Linked DNA regions of Homo sapiens: region 1 is linked to region 2. Evidence: chromatin loops called from intact Hi-C (ENCODE). Cell type or tissue: Caco-2. All regions are shown on one strand. Each heading gives the region's core, and the rest is flanking DNA. Links, peaks and the distances in the headings are about the cores only.

Region 1 (4,400 bases), core at 295-4,294, 60 kb before region 2:
AAACTATTTTATACTGTGTTTATAATTCATCATTATAAGGAGATATGAGTTCATTTAGAACTTATAGGTGCTGTCCAATAGTCTTTACCCTCATTGGGGTTCAATTTCTTCCTAATAATGTTCAGCTGGGGTTTTGGAGGTTGAACACCATTATCTTTATATCACCATTATGTCATTAATTCAAAGTCACAGGCCTTCTTTTGCTCCATAAGTTATTTTGGTATTTTTAATCCTCCCTCCTCCTAATCTCATCTCATTTGGGACTCTAGTGACTCTGACGTGAATCTAACTTGCCCTACCATTTTCATCCTCATCATTCATTTTTTCCTTCACTCACTTAACAATACTTTCTATTTGCTATGTTCCTAGCACTGTATTACCAAGATGATGAATACAAAATACATGAATACTTTTCAATTGTATTTTTCTTTAAAAAATATCTGAAGCTACATTTTTGTTTAGTTTTCTTTCCCCTTTCCTCCTCATTTTATCATTTAGCAATTGCTCTCAAAATTGTATTTTTGAGAACATCATAACACTTTTGAGTCATAATCTCCTTAGGAGTCTCATGCCATGAATAATGCATATCTTTTCTCTAAACATTTTGCAGACATTCATCTAGTCTAGGGTGTACAACTCGTGATGTCCAGTTTTCTTTTCCTTGGAAAAGTCAAAATTCAAGATAGCATGGTCACTTTCTTTTAGATTTCACATTACTTTCACTTCATCAATAAGTTCCCCTTGTTGTCAGAGCTAGGTCCAAAGTGGTTGTTTCCTCTGGCTATTTCCTTGTCGTTTTAGAGATTAAATTGTCATTAATGATATTCAAGAACCTTTTACATAGTTGGCTTTTAGCTAGATAAGTCTTTTTGTCTATTCATGGCTGGTTGATATCTTGGCTCACTGCTGATGAGAACAGGAACCTTGCCTGTCTTGTTCACCACTAATTCCTGCATCGTGGTGGGGCCATATGGCCAGTGATGTTATTACTTACTGCTTTCTAGTGTGCTCTGCCTTTGGGAAATGGAGATGTCTATGCAGCATTAATCTTTTTAACCTTTAACACTAGTCTGCTTCTCCACTTAAAAAATCTGTTTCTTTTGAATAAGACAAATCCTTCCCTTACCGTGTTCTAATGTAGAGGGCAATCACATCACATTTCAGAGATTCATTGTTTCATATTTTTATTGATTTAACAAATATTTATTGAGTGCCTACATTAGAATAACAGTTACATTAAAAGCTGTTGTGATTGAACATCAACTGTGTGTCAGGCACTTTCTAGGGCATTTTACATAAAGTAACTAACTTGATCTTTACAGTCCAACTGGGATGCAGAGATATTGAGAGAATTTTCCAAGGTTAACATTTTAAGTGGAGGAATGCGGCAGTATTCTCGGCACTGGTGATCGAGCAATGGACAACATGGGCAAGATTCCTCTTCTAAGGGAGTTTACATTTCAGTGAGGAAAGTAAATGGTAAATGAATTTTAAAATGATACTTTGACAGAATATGTGCTATGAAAAGAAAACCATGAGGATTTGCTAGAGAGAAAGTGCAGAAGAAAATACCTTTTATCAGATGGCCAGGGAAGGCCTCTCTGCAGAAGCAACAGTTTAGCTATGGTTCCACCAGAATGTTTTCGGTGGCATGTAACAGAAAACTGAACACACAATAGTTTAAATAATAGGGGAATTGTTATCTTACATAAAAAATGCCTTAAGCCAGGCATGGTGGTGCGTGCCTGTAGTCCCGTCTACTTTAGAGGCTGAGGTGGGACGATGGCTTGAGCCTAGGAGTTTGAGGCCAGTCTGGGCAACAAAGACAGACCCCATTTCTTAAGAAAACAAAAGATGTCTTAAGGTAGAAGGGCTCTGGGAATAGTTCAGAGGGTAAAGGTGTAAGGAAATATTTGTTCTTACATGCCTATCTCAGCATGTGGACTGGCTGCAACCTTGCTCAAAAGATGGAATGACACTTCTAGACATTCTGTCCTCATCCACATTAGGCAAAGTTCATTGGCAAAAAGAAACAGTTTCTTCCACAGGTCTCTTTTTTTACCAGCAAAAAAAATTGTATTAGTCTGTTTTTCATGCTGCTGATAAAGACATACCTGAGACTGGGTAATTTATAAAGAAAAAGAGGTTTAATGGATTCAGAGCTCCATGTGGCTGGGGAGGCCTCACAATCATGGTGGAAGGTGAAAAGCATGTCTTCCATGGCATCAAGCAAAGAGAGAATAAGAGCCAAGCAAAAGGGGTTTCCCCTTATAAAACAATCAGCTATCTTGAGATTTACTCTCTACCATGAGAACAGTATGGAGGAAACCATCCCCATGATTCAATTGTCTCCCACGGAGTCCCTCCCACAACATGTGGAATTATGGGAGCTACAATTCAAGATGAAATTCGGGTAGGGACACAGACAAACCATATCAGAAATCTTTGTTCCCAGCAGACTTCATATTATACCATATTGGCCAAAATTCTATTACTTGCATGGGGAATGATGTTACCATGACTGGTGCAGAGTCTAAGTTTTAGTTAGCCTGATTGAGAGTCAGTCACTGGAGCTTGGGTTTGCATCACTTTTCCTAAGTACAAGAACAAACAGAGAAGGGTAAACAATTAAAAAATTAGGTACACAAAAGGGGATAGATTGGTGTACAAAATGAAGTAGAGGTTCATTCCTCTTCTAAGGAACTTATTGAGAATAGATAGTAACCTCTCTTAGAAGCAAAATTTACTCAAAGATCTGTGCTAATATTCTTAAATATCTGCTAGCCATAATTAAGAAATCAATACACTCCGTGCTCTTAGCTCCCACATTTTAGCCTAGATATTTGTCCCAGCATGCCTGAACATGTCCAAGCAAGCATTAGGTCATAGCTTATTCCTCTTTCCTTATTTGGAAGTGTTTTTGACTCTCTCACCATTCCACAAGTTACTTCCTCTTTTCCTTTGTTCTCCTCTGCCTTTGCCTCTTTTAGGAAGTTTTACATTGCTAGTCAATCAGGACAAGTACAGAATGTGAGGTCTTGTTCCAGCCAATGGAAACCGGACACAGCAGTAGGGTGGATGCGTCACGTTATAAATGACCCTGTCTCCTTTGTTCGTGTGTGCTCTTGTGACAAGATTGCTAGTGAGTGACACCCTTTCTGCAGAAAGTAAACTAGCCTTGCTGAGAGATCCTTTGTTTCAGTGTTGATTTTTCTGAGAACCTGTCCCCAATAATTGGGATAGGCAATTGCTAGTGCCTGTAATAAGCCTCATCCTGAGAAATGAGAAGGTATCCACCATATGAGGATCTGGGGGAAGAATTTTCAGAGAAGTAAACAACAGGTACAAGTCCTTGAGAGCAGGAATTAGCTTAATACATTCAAGGAACAGAAAGAGGAGTGTTTGTCACATAGTCACCTGGGATCACAGGAAGCAGGAAACGGGAAGAGGTGAGAAGTGAAACGGTGTAGTGTTTGAATGTGGGCTTAGGAGCTATAGTTTCTGGGTTCAAATAACAGACCTGCAGACCTGTGTTTATTATTTATTTGTCATTGCACAAATTATCTAAGTTAGCTGTGTCTCAGTTTCCGCATCATTAAAACACGTATAAATAATTATAAACTCATGAAATGGTTGAAAGATAAGAAAATAAACAATTAGAACAGGGCATAGAATATTGTAGGTGCTCAATAAATGTTAGCTATCATTATTGTATCACTGGTTCAGGGTTCAGATCACATAGGATCTTGGAGGCCATAGGACAATGGTGTCAATTTTATTTAAATTAAACCATAAAGCCATTGAAGTGTTTTATGCAGGCAGTGATCTAATATGATTTAGAATTTTACAGAATAGTTTTCTTTTTCCTGCTATGTATAGATTAGAGTATAGGGAAGTGGGTAAAGAGTAGATGCAGGATAGTTAGTAGGATTTTACAGTAAACTAGGTCAGGGGGGTTTGACTAGGGTGAAAGCACTGGGGAGGGCCAACAGAACTTAACAGCTTACACTTGAGCTTGTGGTTTAGGGAAATAAGGAATTCTGAATGTTTGACATGAAGAACTGGAAAAATCATGATGCCCTTTATAGAGATAGGGAAGGGCCCCATAGGATTCATAAAGCTGCCAAAGGGGTCTACGGAACAAAAATGTTAAGAGCCCTGCTTTAAAATCCTTTGTCCATGAATCCACTCTTCCACATTTCTTTAGAGTTTTTCTTTTATCCTTCCTGTCTTCTTGATAACTCACTTTCTCCCAATGTACACACTTGATCTGATGATACATAAAACAATCTGTGAAGATGATTTAGGTCAAGCTGGTTTACCATACAGCCGAAGTGAGAACACAATGAATTTAGCACTAGCTTGTTGAATATGTCCCAGAGCTTTCAAAGCCCAGCTGT
Region 2 (4,400 bases), core at 166-4,165:
TTTTCTGCATATGACTAGCCAGTTCTCCCAGCATCATTTATTAAATAGGGAATCATTTCCCTATTGCTTGTTTTTGTCAGGTTTGTTGAAGATCAGATGGTTGCAGGTGTGTCATCTTATTTCTGGGTTTTCTATTTTGCTCCATTAGTCTATATGTCTGTTCTTCTACCAGTACCATGCTGTTTTAGTTACTGTAGCCCTGTAGTATAGTTTGAAGTCAGGTAATGTGAGGCCTCCAGCTTTGTTCTTTTTGCTTACAAGTGCCTTGGCTATTTGAGCTCTTTTTTGGTTCCATATAAATTTTAAAATAGTTTTTTTCTAATTTTGTGAAGAATGTCAATGGTAGTTTAATGGGAATAACCTTAAATCTATAAATTGCTTTGGGCAGTATGGCCATTTTCAAAATATTGATTCTTCCTATGTATGAGCTTGGAATGTTTTTCCATTTGTGTCATCTCTGATTTTTTTGAGCAGTGGTAAGTAGTTCTCCTTAAAGTGGTCCTTCACTTCCCTTATAAGCTGCATTTTTAAGATATTTTATTCTTTTTGTGGCAATTGTGAAAGGGAGTTCGTTCATGATTTGGCTCTCAGCTTGCCTATTGGTGTGTAGGAATGCTAGTGATTTTTGTATATTTATTTTGTATTCTGAGATTTTGCTGAAGTTGCTTATCAGCTTAAGAAGCTTGGCCAGGAGCAGTGGCTCACACCTGTAATCCCCGTACTTTGGGAGGCTGAGGCAGGAGGATCACGAGGTCAGGAGTTCAAGACCAGCCTGGCCAAGATAGTGAAACCTTCTCTCTACTAAAAATACAAAAATTAGCTGGGTGTAATGGTGGGTGCCTATAATCCCAGCTACTTGGGAGGCTGAGGCAGGAGAATTTCTTGAACCCAGGAAGTGGAAGTTGCCGTGAGTCGAGATCGTGCCGCTGCACTCTAGCCTGGGCGACAGAGCAAGACTCCATTTCAAAAAAGGAAAAAAAAGAAAAAAAAAAAGCAGCTTTTGGGCTGAGACAATGAAGTTTTCTAGATATATGATCAGAGATACATGCACGTGTATGTTTATTGCAGCACTACTTATGATAGCAAAGACATGAAATCAACTTATATGCCCAACCATGACAGACTGGATAGAGAAAATGTGGCACATATACACTATGGAATACTATGCAGCCAACAAAAGGGATGAGATTATGTGTTTTGCAGGGACATGGATGGAGCTGGAGGGCATTATCCTTAGCAAACTAACGCAGGAACAGAAAACCAAATACCTCATGTTCTCACTTACAAGTGGGAGCTGAATGATGAGAAAACATGGACACATGGTGGGGAACAACACATACTGGGGCCTGTCAAAGGGTAGTGGGTAGGAAGAGGTAGAGCATCAGGAAGAATAGCTAGTGGGTGCTGGGATAAATACCTGGGTGATGGGATGTTCTGTGCAGCAAACCACCATGGCACATGTTTACCTATGTAACAAGCCTGCACATCCTGCACATGTACCCCTGAACTTAAAAGTTGGAAATAAAAAAAAGGGAAAAGGGAGGATAATACTTCAGTGTCTTTTCAAGAGAACCTTGGGATATATTTCATGTTATGAAACTTATTCCTACATTCTTAGGAAAACCATTGACTTATGTTTACTTGTTAAGTCAATGGTTTATCTATTTTTAATGCAATATTTTATTCTTTATTTCCATTAATTTCTTTATGCTGTGTGTGTGTTTTCTAACTACTTGGGTTGGATGTTCATTTGTGTTTTTTTAAATATTGAAAACATAAGATTTTGAATTTGAATAAATATTTTGTCTTAGCTATTTTTAAGTTACACATGATTTTATATATCTTTTTTTACTAATTATAAAAATCCACTCAATTCAGAAAAGCATGAACAAGAAAGTGTCACTCGTGATCTTAGCAATAGAGCAGGGATCTGCAAACTATATTTCACAGGCCAAGTCCAGCTCACTGTGTTTTTGTTAAAAAAGTTTTATTGCAAACTAGCCACGCCCATTTGTTTACACAGTGTCTATGGCTGCTTTTGTGTTACCCATGGTAGAGCAGAGCAGTTGTGACAGAGATCAAAAGGCCTGCAAAGCCCCAAATGTTTACTATCTAGCCCTTTACAGATTTTTTTTTTTCCTGATTCCTGAATTAGAGAAAACTATCAACATTTTGGTCTCTCTTTTTATCTCAGCTCATTTATTTTTTATATCAAAACACTGGCGTTTATCTTTTTACCTGTCTGGGGGAAATATTGTCAGTGGTCTTCCTAATGCCATTTTTCCCCCTTAATTCTTATTTAGAGAAACTTGGTTGTTTGAGGGAATGTGCCTAGGTAAAAATATTTAATTTTCTCTACTTTTCTTCAATAAATAATGATGTTGGGATATAATTCTGAACAATGAGCGTCCTTCAGTTTCTGATTTCTATAGGGCATACAAACTTAGTAACTTAAATAAATATTTAAAGTGTCTGGACCCTTCTGATCTGGACGTGTCTCAGCTGATCATGGCCGGGCTTATTCGTGTGTCTGTGGGCATCTGGTGAGCTGGGTAGAGGTTGGTTGCACTGGGGGGCTGCAGGTGGGGACCATTCAGCTCTTCCTCATGTGTCTTTTGTATGAATATAGCTGGTTCCTGGCAGCGAGAGGGACTCCATGGCAGTGCCAGGAGTCCAAGAGAGAAAGCAGAAATGTGCAAGTTCATTTTCAAGTCTTTGCTCTGTTGTTTGCTACTGTCCTGGTGGTCAAATCAAGGCACGTGTCCAAGCTCGCAGTCACAACCAAAGGGCATAAATATAAGAGGCATGAGAAACTGGATCCCTACATGCAATCGATTTACCAGATAGACAAACGTAAAAGTGCATGAACAGGGCATCCCTTCCCAAATAAAAAGAGAAGGTATTTCTTCTGCCCGAAAGAGAGATGTGAAGTCTGGAGGTGTGGTCACCATCTTATGCCTTTGAAGTGACATATACAAGAACAAAGGCCGATCTATTTGTTAATTATAGTGGAGCACAAAGATAGATCTTGCATTCCTGACATTCTGTTTTAGCCTCTTGAGCAATTGTAGAACGAGTCTGTTGTAGGAGAAAAATAAACCCTTCCTGAATCACCTCCTAGCATAAGGTTTCTGCTAAATATTGCCAAGTATGTTTTTCAGTTAATAATACATTGATAGCATTTCTTATTTGTACATATAAATCTAAATTAGTACATACAAATCTGTTTTCAGAAATGGCTTGTAATATATGACTCTACCAAAACTTATTTAATGAGCCTCCTCTTCAAGATATTTAAGTAGCTTCTAGATTTTCAGTATTACAAATCATGCTTCAGTGATCACCTTTACACATGTATCTTTGCACACTTCTCCAAGTGTCTTTATAGGGTATACTTCTGTTAGAGAAATTTTGAAAATGAACATATTTATGTTGTTAAACATATGGCAAGAAAATTCTGCAAAAAATTGGTAAAATTGACTCTCCTATCAGTAATTTATGATTATATTTATTGTCCCAAAACTGCTCCAAATTTGGGTTTTGAAAATCTTTAAAGATTTTACCAATCTATTTGAAAAATACATATCCCATATTTGTTTTAGTTGATAACGCTTTGATTTTTAGTAAGATTGGCCCCTTTCCACATATTTGTTATTTACATTTTTAAATGAACTTTCTGCTTATACCTTTTTCTCATTTTTCTACTTGTTTGCCTGTCTTTTTCTTGCTACATTGTATTTGCTTTCTACATACTGTAATATGATTGATTGTATTTGCTTTATGTGTTGTACACATGTTCTCCTAGTTTATTGTCTTTTTCTTTGTTAATGTATATTTTCCATGAAGAACCTTATTTTTGTTCAGAAAAACCTACTAGCTTTTAAAAAATAATGTTTCTGGGTCTTGTCTATGCTTATAAATCCCTTTCTTAAAACTACAAAAAAATTCTAAGTTTTCTTTCCATTACTTTTGTGGTTTTAAAATATATCTAAGTCTTCAATCCATTTGAAATTTTTGTATGTGTATAGTGTGGGAAGAAATATAACAATTTTCTTTCAAATAAATGACAATTAGTAAAAGTGATCTTTGTTGTGTGTGTGTTTGTGTGTGTATACACATCTTTGTCAGTTTATGTTATGAGTCTTATTTTGGCTTTGAAAAAGATAATAGGAAGATTTTTATCTTTACATGATCTGGAAATGTTTAAATAACATATGAATATTTTTGAAAGGCTTGCAAAGATTTCTTATAAAAACTGGCAATTTTGGGGAGTAACTTTATTTCATTTGTTATTTTTGGTCTGTTTAGGTTTTCTATATTTTCTGGAATTTCTTTTGATAATTTATATTTTCCTAGAAAACTATCAGTGGTTAGCTACCACTTTGTTTTGTTAAAATATT

Evidence for each region. Hi-C counts contacts between places; a loop is a spot of excess contacts. Peaks named below come from ENCODE experiments on the same cell type or tissue, not always from the same donor. Only the 100,000 strongest peaks of a DNase experiment are listed, where the experiment ranks them.
Region 1: a loop joins it to region 2, with 5 times the contacts of the local background. A loop is called at or near these places in 1 of 110 quality-filtered maps.

What each region holds. Positions count from the first base shown.
Region 1 is chr6:147,042,884-147,047,283 of GRCh38, reverse strand. The region is part of intron 5 of STXBP5-AS1 (STXBP5 antisense RNA 1); the gene reads left to right. Among named protein-coding and RNA genes, the nearest start is that of LUADT1, 110 kb to the left of the region's middle. RefSeq lists an enhancer at 2,058-3,257. In Caco-2, for the core only: no CTCF peak of the experiment used is centred there; no DNase peak of the experiment used is centred there.
Region 2 is chr6:146,982,970-146,987,369 of GRCh38, reverse strand. All of the region lies in intron 6 of STXBP5-AS1 (STXBP5 antisense RNA 1), which reads left to right. Among named protein-coding and RNA genes, the nearest start is that of LUADT1, 170 kb to the left of the region's middle. In Caco-2, for the core only: no CTCF peak of the experiment used is centred there; a DNase peak (open chromatin) is centred at 2,039.